Regions from separate parts of the Homo sapiens genome. Here all the other regions are linked to region 4. The links are chromatin contacts, found by Hi-C or POLR2A ChIA-PET in ENCODE. All regions are on one chromosome and are shown on one strand. Each heading gives the region's core, a stretch centred on a gene start or an enhancer-like site at or near the end of the contact. The rest is flanking DNA. Distances are from core to core; before and after follow the strand shown. Region 1 holds the start of SMG7-AS1 (SMG7 antisense RNA 1). Region 2 holds the start of TSEN15 (tRNA splicing endonuclease subunit 15). Region 3 holds the start of NCF2 (neutrophil cytosolic factor 2). Region 4 holds the start of CBSLR (CBS mRNA stabilizing lncRNA).

The links. Hi-C counts contacts between places; a loop is a spot of excess contacts on that map. ChIA-PET counts read pairs that join two places held with the same protein, here RNA polymerase II (POLR2A). Pooled maps may share reads with other maps.
Region 1: a loop to region 4 is called in a map of CD8-positive, alpha-beta T cell, with 22 times the contacts of the local background. The contact joins the promoter of SMG7-AS1 here to the promoter of CBSLR in region 4. A Hi-C loop is called at or near these places in 5 of 168 maps with a recorded cell type or tissue (CD4-positive, alpha-beta memory T cell, CD8-positive, alpha-beta T cell, ascending aorta and 1 more), 5 of 37 single-sample maps with no recorded cell type and 16 of 50 pooled maps.
Region 2: a loop to region 4 is called in a map of OCI-LY7, with 4 times the contacts of the local background. The contact joins the promoter of TSEN15 here to the promoter of CBSLR in region 4. A Hi-C loop is called at or near these places in 3 of 168 maps with a recorded cell type or tissue (OCI-LY7 and naive thymus-derived CD4-positive, alpha-beta T cell), 4 of 37 single-sample maps with no recorded cell type and 12 of 50 pooled maps. POLR2A ChIA-PET finds 5 or more read pairs at or near these places in 2 of 52 experiments (activated B cell and activated naive CD4-positive, alpha-beta T cell).
Region 3: a map of B cell shows a loop between it and region 4 (12-fold over the local background). The contact joins the promoter of NCF2 here to the promoter of CBSLR in region 4. A Hi-C loop is called at or near these places in 1 of 168 maps with a recorded cell type or tissue (B cell), 1 of 37 single-sample maps with no recorded cell type and 2 of 50 pooled maps.

The regions. Positions count from the first base shown.
Region 1 is chr1:183,470,639-183,473,338 of GRCh38, forward strand. SMG7-AS1 (SMG7 antisense RNA 1) reads right to left here and starts at 1,344. Exons shown (of 5, transcript NR_040063.1): 1 at 82-1,344. It overlaps SMG7 (SMG7 nonsense mediated mRNA decay factor), which reads left to right and starts at 1,861. Exons shown (of 23, transcript NM_001375584.1): 1 at 1,861-2,011. The coding sequence starts at 1,983. RefSeq lists an enhancer at 912-1,543 and a silencer at 1,699-1,848.
Region 2 is chr1:184,050,471-184,053,170 of GRCh38, forward strand. TSEN15 (tRNA splicing endonuclease subunit 15) reads left to right here and starts at 1,260. Exons shown (of 5, transcript NM_052965.4): 1 at 1,260-1,420. The coding sequence starts at 1,286. RefSeq lists enhancers at 179-1,114, 867-976, 1,037-1,166, 1,045-1,339.
Region 3 is chr1:183,589,140-183,591,839 of GRCh38, forward strand. NCF2 (neutrophil cytosolic factor 2) reads right to left here and starts at 1,320. Exons shown (of 15, transcript NM_000433.4): 1 at 1,017-1,320. The coding sequence starts at 1,190. RefSeq lists enhancers at 1,340-1,599, 1,710-2,049.
Region 4 is chr1:185,316,173-185,318,900 of GRCh38, forward strand. It overlaps CBSLR (CBS mRNA stabilizing lncRNA), which reads left to right and starts at 1,280. Exons shown (of 4, transcript XR_007066771.1): 1 at 1,280-2,105. IVNS1ABP (influenza virus NS1A binding protein) reads right to left here and starts at 1,071. Exons shown (of 15, transcript NM_006469.5): 1 at 781-1,071. RefSeq lists enhancers at 397-1,010, 1,660-1,759, 2,010-2,089 and silencers at 500-559, 1,020-1,329.

The sequences.
Region 1 (2,700 bases), core at 94-2,593, 1.8 Mb before region 4:
CTGCATTCTTGGAAGGTTTTATATAGTTACATATCCTAAAGTACTTTGGGATAGCTCCTTAAGTGACTCCACAATACGAACCGAAAATATAACTTGTAAAACGTCAATTTCTTCAAGTCATGGATGATGAATTTTCCAGCTATTTCTCATACACTTCATATTATTATTGACTTCGTTCTTTATTTCAGCTTTTTGGCCCGAAACCTGACACAAAACACACATAATAAATATCCAAAAAGATTTGTTCTAAGAATGAAACTTCTTTTCCTAGACTCCTTTCACCAGACAGATGTATCTAGGGTTCGTTCTTCTTGATCCTCTTTTATCCGATGTTTTCCTCTCTAACTCAACGACACAGAATGACGACTTTTAAAACACTGCAGACCCGTGAGAAGAGAAAGGTTGCAGAGCAGGGAGGAACTTGGAGGTCTGCCTTTAATAATCAAGCAGGATCCCCACTGCGGGGTGCCTATCAGAGTGATGGCGCTAGTCAGCCTTCCGGCTTGTCCCCGGCTTAAATGATAGAAAACCACGTGTTAGCCTTCTAGGATGTGTTCCCACCCTCACCCTGGCCTCCTCGCGGCAGGCTCGCGACAGCTAGGTCAGGAGGGAGTACGCGGGTGGGGTGGATTTGGGGGAGGGGTCGACTCGCCAGAAGTCGGCTATCCCCGTCGGCAGGGAAGGCATCGCGGCTGTCGTGTGCCGCTCTCCTCCCTCAGGGACCCCGTCCAGGCGGGATCCCGCCTCCCAGAGCCCAAGGCAGTTGTGGGGAAACCCCTTGCCCTTCCTCGCCGCTTGGCGCTGTCGCCTCGCCCTCCCGACTCCAGCCCGCCGCCCGCCAGCCTCCAGGCCATGCATCCTCTTCGCAGGCCCAGCCCTCTCCACGCCCGGCTCTGAGAGGAAACTACGGAGGTGGTTCCCGCTCGCAGGCGGGTGGAAAAGCCCATGGTGAATGCCTCGGGGTGTCCCCCCAGTTGCTGTGGGAAGTGGGAAGGGAGGAGGAAGTGGACTTCACCACCGGGGAGAACTATATCGATTCCTAACTTGGGGGAGGCCTTTAGATGGAAGGGAAGCCAACGGGGAACCCTGGGTGGTTTCCTGGGAATCCATTGGCCAAGGGGAGGGTGACCCTGTCCGCACACATCGGTTACTATGACAATATAACCACAGCCTCCAGTTGCCATGGCAGCTGCCTATCCAATCCGATTGTCTTCTCTTCCTCTCCGGGCCCCACCTTATCCCCTCCAAGAGTCTCCCAGCGTGCATGGGGAGGGGCTGCAGCGAAGAGGAGAGGGGGTCCTTCGAGTCACTCTCTACGCGCGAGGGAAGACAGGCGTTGAGGGACTGCTGGGAGGAACTGTAGGAGGAAGGGGCGGCGTTTCCGGTGGGGAAGAGTGGAGGCGTGCAAAAAGGAAGAGGGAAATCGGCAGGAGTGATAAGAAGGGGGAAGACTTTGAGTGTAACTCCCGTTCTTTTGGCCTGGGTGTTCCCGGTGGTGGGATTGGGATTGCCCCCTTGCGCGGGAGGAGAAGGGTGGATTGGCAGGAAGCCGCCAAGCGCCACCAGCCGGTCTCTCAGAAGCCGCACAGGCGCCACACAGCTCGTTGATCCCAAAAGGGAGCGCTACAGAGAGGCGGAAATCACTGAGGGACAGGCGCTGCTGAAATCTCGCGAGAGGGACCCCCTCCCTCGCCCGGTCGCCGACTTCCTCTGCTTCTCCTCTTTCCCCCGCCCCTCCTCCCTCCCCCTCCCCCCCGGGTCGGAGTGTCCCTGCGCCCCACGGGCCAGAGCAGCAGCGAGAGCAGCTTTCCCCACTCCCTCCCCCTCGCCTCATTCACCCCCACCCCCCTGCCGAGCGAGGAGGAGCCGGAGGAGAGGAAGATGGCGGCGGCCGCCAGCACCCGCGGTGCCGCGGGGCCGCTCCGAGGAGCCTGAGAGACCCACGGAGGCTTCGCGGGAAGACGCGGCGGCGGCGGCGGAGGATGAGCCTGCAGAGCGCGCAGTACCTCCGGTGAGTGCCGAGGCCGGGCTGGTACGTAGGGGGAGCGGGCCGCAGGTTGGGGCATGGAGCAACAGACACCGAGGTAAGTCCGGGGTGGCGGGGGAGTTGCTGCGTCCTCTCCTCGCCGGGCAGGTCGGCGGAGACTGCAAGGGGATCTGCGGGAGGGGGCGGAACGGGTATGGGTGCCTAGCCCCTACCGCCCGGGCTGAGCTCTGGCGAAGCCGGCTCGTCCCGGTGCGAGGAGGGAGGTTGGGGAAGCGTGAGAATGTGCGCGCGCGCCCTTGGTCTCGGGTTTGCTAGCGAGGGGTGGAGAGAAACGTCCGGGGAGGCGGCGGCGACCCCGAGTGGAGGTGGGTGTGGAGGAGTCTGATCCCCGTGGCAGGGGACTCGTGGTGTGGCGTGGGATTGGTTGGAGCGATGCATGAGTAGAGGACGGGGAGGAAGTCTGCACACCTGGGGTGTTGGGGCGGGGGAACCGCGGAGGGCAGACAGGGGGAGAGGGAGACCGCAGGAAACTGGAGCTTGTTCTTCATTCTCGGGTTGGGAGTATTGAGGAATAATGTCATCTGTAGTTAGTTGGCGGTGTGGGGAGGCGTGAAGGGGAATAGATGGGGAAGTGAGGAAAGAGGGAGGCACTGTGGACAAGGTTGGGTTTTTCAGAAGAAACTGGGTTAGAATCAGTGTAGTCGGAAGATACC
Region 2 (2,700 bases), core at 10-2,509, 1.3 Mb before region 4:
CTCAGTTCAGATCTTTTGTTTTTAACTGAGCTGCTGTGATTCTGTTTTGGGTGGTTCAGGATCTCTCAGAGATGTGGGTTGACAGTTTGGGGATCCACTCTCTGACTCCTTCCTTGGGATTTCTTAATCTCTTCAGAATTCAAAATTTTCTGTCTTCACTTTTCTGCTTCCCCAGACAAGAATAACTGATAAGTTTTATACATGCATCCCTGGTACTGCTGAGCCTGACTTCTGGACTGCACTTTGCCCCAAGCTAAATGCCAAAGAGAGGAGAATTTTCTTGTGGAGTTCTTGATCTTCAAGCAAGCTTGCCCTTCCTACCAGTCTGCTGTTCACATTCCAGTATATTCAGCTTTTTGTATTGTGTCCAAGTGTAGTTCCTGATCTTCAAGCAAGCTTGCCCTTCCTACCAGTCCACTATTCACATTCCAGTATATTCAGCTTTTTGCATTGTGTCCAAATTGTTTTCTGCTGGGGGATGGTCCACTAGGGTCTTAGTCTATCATGGTTGAAAACAGAAGTTATGTCCTGCCTGGGACTTTGGATTTTGAGTCACCCTTGTCCTGGTCAATGCGATAGCCTCCTAACCAGTCTCTGTTTGTGTCCTTGCTCCCTCCAGTCTATCCTCAACATATCAGTCAGAGTGATCCTATGAAAACGTCCAGGAGCCTCCAATAGCTTCCCATTTCACTCACAGTAAATTAAAAAATACTTAAAATGTGCTACTCTGCCTGTTTGAAACTCCTCATCCTTGGCTTCCAGATCACATGCTTATGCTAGTTTGTATCCTACCTTTCTGAACACTCGTTCAGCAACTCGTGTTTCCTCTAATCCTGAAACGTGGGTCCACCCTGAAAGTATGGTTCTACTTTAAAGTTCTATGTCAGGGCACTGAGTAAGGCCTTTCCCGTCCCCAGCAATCAGAAACCAGGACCCCACTGCTGAAGGCAAAGAGGACGTATGTATCCCCCAACTTTCTCAGAGAGTTATCGGCAGCACTGACTTAAAGAGGATTAAGAGCTTCAGGGCGCAGGCTACTCTTTAATATTTTTCACGTTAGAATTTGCTCAGATTTGAATAAACGCAGAGCGAAACTAGAGAGCGTTCGCGCAGGTTCTAGCTACCTTGGTCAGAAGGAGGGGCTGATGCAACTTTCCTCCCAGTTTCTGAGCCCTCTCGCACTGCAGCTGCGAGCCTCGGGGAAGCGGAACCCACAGGCGCGCGCGCCGCTGCTTCTGGCCGGGCGCGGGTCGTGGTGCACCACGGGAGCGCCGCACCGGCCGGCATGGAGGAGCGCGGCGATTCCGAGCCGACCCCCGGCTGCAGCGGCCTGGGTCCGGGCGGTGTTCGCGGCTTTGGCGACGGCGGTGGAGCTCCTTCGTGGGCCCCTGAGGACGCCTGGATGGGCACTCACCCTAAGGTCAGGAGGCGCGAGAGGAGCAGGGCGCCGTCCAGGCCCCTAACCCAGGCAGAACACTCCCAGGCAGCTCTCTTTCTTTCTTCCTCAGTGGGAGACTGAGGACGCGCGCCACCCTCACCGAGGGGGACCGGTGTGCACAACTGCCAGCCTCAGGCAGCATCGGTTTTGTTTGTTTAAACAAGTTGCACTATCTCAATCCCCCAGCCAAAGCCATTTTGGAACTGAGAGCCAGACAGTAACTCCGCCCCTCTCAAGCCGGAGATCCCTAATAAGCGCTCCACTAGTTTTGCTGTCTAGGTAAATCCCCTTTGGGGGATAAATTTATTTAATCCTCACGGTAACCATGCAAGACAATTTGTGGGCGATGGATAAGATCTAGGGGTCCATAGTGATAAAGATTTAAGCACAGTCACGTTTACACTTAGCCTTGGGCCCAGAATGCATCTTTATTTTGAAAAGGTGCAGATTCCTAATATTTCAGATTTCTTCGAAAGTTTGAATAGGTTCTTGCTCAAAGCAGAGCTACTCACATTTTGCGTGTATTTTTCTAGATTAGCAGCAGGCGAGATCAAGATAGTCCTCTGCTTACTTCTGCTTGAGACATTACTGCCTTGTACAAGTACGGTTCCAAGCAGTGAATAGACAGTGAATGGAGATGTGGGTTTTGTAAGAATCTCAAAAACTAGTCTCTACGGTACTTTAACAGAATTGCACTCTTCTGCTAGAGAGCAATAATTCATAATCATCTAAAAACAGCCAAGAAAAAATTTGAAGGTATAAGTTTGAAGAGTTAACCTTTTTCAGCTTCTCTTGCTTAATTTTATCTTCCTACTCTGTCCCCTTCATCCTCCCAAAAGGTGAGAAAAAGAAACAATAGCATGGAAATATTATTTAGTGCCCTTTTAGGGAAACAATAGCATGGAGAGGCAGCATATTGGTTAGGCGCATGAACTCAAAATCAGACTCAGTTTAAATCCTGATTCTGTCACTTATCAACCTTGTGATTTGGGACAAGTTGCTTGATCTTATTATGCCTTAGTTTCCTCACCTGAAAAATGGGGATATTAATAGTCCATACTTACTTATACGGTTGTTACAGGATTAAATTAATGAATATTTGTAAGCCATTCAACATACAGAAAGCACTATATAAGTACTTAATAAGCGAAACACCAGTAACAACTTTTTAAGACTTTATCTAGATTTGGTGGTGTTATTCAGTTTATATACTTGTAGATTGTTTTCTTTTTCAAGTTAATGGCTGTATACACCTTGACCAT
Region 3 (2,700 bases), core at 70-2,569, 1.7 Mb before region 4:
TGTCAGGAGGGTGTGGCTGAGGCTTGTTTACCTACTGTTGGAGTGTGGAAGGGACTGATTCTTTAAGGGACCTGGGGAGTCAACCACTGCCACACCTTGCAAAGACTGGCAGTAATCGGTAAAAATAATAACTAACTCTTATACAGTGGTGTGAAGTTCCACGAGACATTAATAGTTTGGCATCTCACTTAATTTTCATGATATTTAGAAACTCAGGAAGCTGAAAGCCAGATGTCTACATAGGCTACATAGCTTGCTTAAGACTAAAAGTCCAGAGAGAGACAGAGGCTAGGATTCGATCCTAGATCTTCTCCTTCCAAACTCCATACCCTTTCCACCTTACCACAACCAATCAAAAAAATAATTATCGAGAATGCTTAACTCCATACTATGGTATTTGAGTGAGAAAACATAACGAAAAAGATGCGAGACATCCCACACCATGCCCCCAGCAGACATCACTAGTCAATCACAGTACAATTTCCTCTTGCCAGCCTCAGCATCTTTAAAAGAGTCTCCTTTATAATTGATCAGAATTGTCACTTGGGATAAAAGCTATTTTTTGTAAGTGCCTCCCTTAAATCTCTTGAGCAGGCAAAGTCGACACACATGAAAGTCTTGGAAAGCCAAAAGAGGTGCCTTAGAATCAATAATCAGGTGTAAAGCGCTGGGATAGATAGAGATTCTGTGCCCAGAAGGAGTTCTGTGTAGAAGAAAGTACGACTAGGACAGCCTTCACAAAGGTGTTAAAGACACTTGTAGAATGATTTTAATTTAGAAGATGGAGAAAGAGGCAACCCTGGCTGCCCCTCACCTGCTCTCCACCTGGAGAGCTTTTAAAACTGGCTGCCTGGGGCCCCTCCCAGACCAGTTAAATCAGGCTGTCTAGGGGTGGAGCTTGGGCAACTTTTGTTCTTTTCAATCTCCCCAGAGGTTAGGTTTCCGAAATGCAATGGGGTTGAGAATCATAATAACAAATGCACAGAGGAGGCCCGGAAAGAGGCACCTCCACTCACCTTCTCTGCTTCAGTCATGTTCTTCAGGATAGTGTACATGCAGCCAATGTTGAAGCAAATCCGGGAGTGGGGGTCCTGGACGGCACTGAAGGCATCCAGGGCTCCCTTCCAGTCCTTCTTGTCCGCTGCCAGCACCCCTTCATTCCAGAGGCTGATGGCCTCCACCAGGGACATGATTAGGTAGAAACTAGGAGGCCAAGAGAGCTGCCAGGAGACAGAGAGAAGACAGGTTGGAGCGTCTCCCCTAGCAGGGCTGCCTTAGTGGCCCCCAAGGTGTTCACTTTCTGGGCCAGATGAGTAGAATGGGGCCCAGCCTCCCTTAAGATAACTTCTCAGTGTTGCAAATGCATCAGGAAATGTCCCCACCTTTTGGCAACTGACTCATAACCCTACCATGAGAGAGAAAAGGAAAGAAGCAGAGAGAGAGAGGGCGAGTAGGGGTGGAGTGTGGAGGAGAGAGGAAGTACATCAGCTGCTGCCTGAAGGATCAGTTCCCCAAAATGCTTCTGCTCTGTCACCCAGCTCCTCTTCTCTCTCCCACCCCTGTTCTGTGGCAGCTTCTGGCCAAAGTTCTGCTTCTAGAGCCAGGGTAACCTTGGCAGGTAGAGGCACCTCCCTGGTGATAATGACAGGAGGCAGCCAAATGCCTAGGCAGATAGGGGCAGGTCCCTGGTGAAACCCCACCTTCAAGCCAAAAACAGCCTGAAGGCTGAAAGACTAGGCTACTGGTCCCAAATGAAACCCGTGACCTAGAGTGAGAACTTCTGTTCCTGTTTGTCTGCTCTTTCCCAATTAATTATTTCTGACTAATGCCTTTTAACCAATTGAATGTTGCCTTTTCCAGTACTACCTATGTCCTGCCCCTCCCCTATTCTGAGCCCATAAAAGCCCCAGACTCACCCGCACTGGGGGGACTTTCCTGCCTTTGGGTAGGGGAACCACCCCTGCATCCCCTCTCCACTGAAAGCTGTTTTCATCACTCAATAAAACTCCCCACCCAGGCCGAGTGGGCAGGCCATCTCCTGCAGCAGGTAGTGTGGCCCACTGAGGCCTGGGCAGGGTGTCACCAGCCAGAGGTTCCTGGCTTACAAAGTGATGGAGAAAAAATCCTGTGTCACTGGGCCTTGATTTCCACACCCTTGTTAAATGGGAGTGTCAGATGAGAGGATAATTCTTTCCAGTCTTGAATGAATTCCTTGCTCACTTTTTTGTAATCCCATAGGCTGTATTAATATGTTAGTGTTTATCTTGAGCTGAAATTATCATTAACAAATTTTTGAGACAGGATAATCTTTGGAGATCCATCTGATCTGGGCCTGAAATAACTTTTTTTTTTTTTTTTTTGAGACGGAGTTTCACTCTTGTTGCCCAGGCTGGAATGCAGTGACACGATCTCAGCTCATTGCAACCTCTGCCTCCTGGGTTCAAGCAATTCTCCTGCCTCAGCCTCCTGAGTAGCTGGGATTACAGAAGCCTGCCACCACGCCCTGCTAATTTTTGTATTTTTAGTAGAGATGGGGTTTCACCATGTTGGCCAGGCTGATGGTCTCGAACTCCTGACCTCAGGTGATTCGGCCTCCTCGGCCTCCCCTCAAAGTGCTGGGATTACAGGAGTGAGCCACCGTGCCCAGCCGAAATAACTTTTATGAACATTCATGAAGTTCAGAGGGGACCAATTTCCTGC
Region 4 (2,728 bases), core at 30-2,529:
AAAGAGCGTCCCAGGCCTTCCTCCTCGCGCAGCCAGGCCGGCGCCCACTCCGCAGGCTGCGAGGCGAGGCCCCCAGCACCCGCACACCCCCGCCCCGGATTGGCCAGCCCCGCAGTCACTCAGTACCGACACGTCAGGGCAGCCGCTCCCTCCCTCCTCCCGCCCCCTTCTCCCCGCGCTTGGCAAGAAAAGCGGGCAACGTGGAGCGGGAACAAAGGACCCCGCGGCCCACGGCGATCGGGGACTCCGTGCCACCCTACTCCAGGCCCGGGGCTGGCTGCCCGCCCACACGAGCCGAGTCTCGAGAGCTCTTCCAGAAGAGAATCCCAAACCCCAGGCAAACCCGAGGCGAGGCGTCCGTTCCTGACAGCAAGAACGGGGAGTCCCGCGCCCTCCTTCCGGCGGGTCATCCCCGCCCGCGGCGCCCTAACCCAGGCCCCCCAAAACCCTTCGAACAAAAAACTCTTGTTCCTCCCAGCCTGCCTCACCCGCGCCAGTGTAGCAAAGGGGCTCCAGCCTCCGCGCTCTCCGAGGCGACCGGCGCCCGCTCTCGGCCGCCAACGCAACTTGGCAACCATGGCAGCGCTGGAGCGCGGGCCCAGCGCGGCGCGGGCTTCACGTCCCAGAGGGCGGCGGCGGCCGCTTGGGGCTGCCTCCCCTGATGAGGACACCGCTTCCGCGCCTCCCACCCTCTTCCCATCCGCCGGCGCCATCCCTTCTTCTCGGATTCTAGCCGCGCCGTCTCCCTCATCTGTCGTTCGTAGAACCAGCGCGTATTACCTGGTTCATCTCTGAAGAGATGGAAACATTCATTTCTAGAGCTTCGATGGGAAGCAGGAGGAAGCGGGCGGGAATCGGCCCAACGGAAAGCGCCAGAAGGCGGCGGAAGACGGGAGCGGTCAAGTAGAAGGACGAGGGGCCAGTCCGTGGAGACTGAAAGGAAGGGGGAGCGCCACCGAGAACTCGCGGGAACTCGCTCGCTCGCCGATACAGCCGCGCCGAAGCAGCAGGCGGAGAAACTGCGCCCAGCAGCTCTGAGCGACCGACCTCCACGCGCGACCGGGAGACACTGCCTCCGCCGCCGCCGACCGCTCGCGCCGCACCCCCTCGCACGTCACCACGTGCGCTGCCGCCGCCGACGCCTCCCAGCCCGCTTCCGTCTCGAATCCATCTGCAAATCACAGGCGAGCTCCATAAAGATCCCACTCTAAGCCCCGCCCCACCCGCGGCCCCGCCCACATCCCGCCCCGCCTTCCTCCCTGGTCTACTGGGGTTCCTTCCTTCTCGGTGTAACTAGGTCAGCGCAAGGTGATCCTGAGGAGATAGGCGGCGCTCGGGGGGCGCCCTCGTTCCTCTTATCGCGCCTTTGTCCCTCCCTCCGTTCCTTGCCCCGCACCCTCACTTTCGCCGCCCTGTGCGTTGCCTGTCCCGGAACTGGTTCCCTCAAGCCGCCCTCACCTGTTCTGACTTCCCCTCGAGGCACAATAGCCTGAGAGATCAGACGTGGGAGATTAGATTGCTCGGCGTCAGACCTACTTCTAGGCAACCCCCCCTAGACTGGAGCTGCTCGTCGTGGACATTAGGATCTAGTTGGGCATGAGCCCTTAACTTAAGGGTCGGGGGGGAAGTGGCGGGTGCGGAGAGGAGGCGTGGAGAGTGTGAGGAAGAAGAGAGGCACTCTGAGAAGAAGTCGAACAACTAACCCCTCATTTGGCCTGGTTTGGGTGAGAAGATTGAGTCACTTGGGGAAAAAAATATTGGAGAAGTCAGAGAAGGTGTAAATCAGTGGTGCCACAAACACCAGTTTACTTCCACTTTTCACCCCCCGGGTCTGTTTTGTCTGCGTGCAGCTCTCCTCGTGTCGGAGACGCTGAGTCAGTTCTCTACTGGTCTTGCCCTCTTCCGGAAAAAGAAAACACACCTGAGAAGTGGTAGTTCCTATCCTAACCTACTGGGGCCCTTTATACCAGGTGCCAAACTTCATTATCCACCCCACCACCTTGCCCGGGAGGGAGATCTGTGAAAGCGAAACGTGATTTAAGCTGGGATCTGGCAGCAACTTCGTGGACTCTGAAGGGCACGTGGGAAAGGAGTTTTGATTGAAGGTGAGGGATTTAGTGAGGTAAAATTATATCCAAATTAGAGTTTGGTAAAGGCTTCCAGGTTAATGTCCTGTTAACGCTTATCCTGATTTGTGGAGGACACTTAAGCTGTCTAGGCCTAACCTTGTGTTTGATCACTCACCTTAATTTGTAGACATTCTAGGAGCTCTTTGTCAATGCCTCTTACCATTTTTATCATTAACTATTTATGCTTATAGAAGCAGGAAAAATAAATTGTGGGAGCCTTCATCTGCAATAGGTTTACAACTTTTTTTCTAAAATCTTGAGGCAAGGAGACTTATTCCCCCGCCCCTTTTTTTCTCACAGATTTCTTGTATGTCTCCCTCGCCCCGCCCGCACCCCGTCCCCCCGCCCCCGGACAATTAATTGTAGGAGGAAACAAGAACTAAGATGTCTATTCGAGTGATTTTTTATATCTTTCTTAAGGAGAAAAAGACTGACATTTGACACTGTGCTCTTGTTTTGTCTTGCTGATAATAACTGACAGCAATGTTTACTTTTCTTACAAATGAAACTATCAGGGTACGTACTTTTAAGCTCTTTAATACAATGGGTTTCATCCTTCCAGTGGGAGAGTATGAATTGCCCACTCTGCGTAGACACAT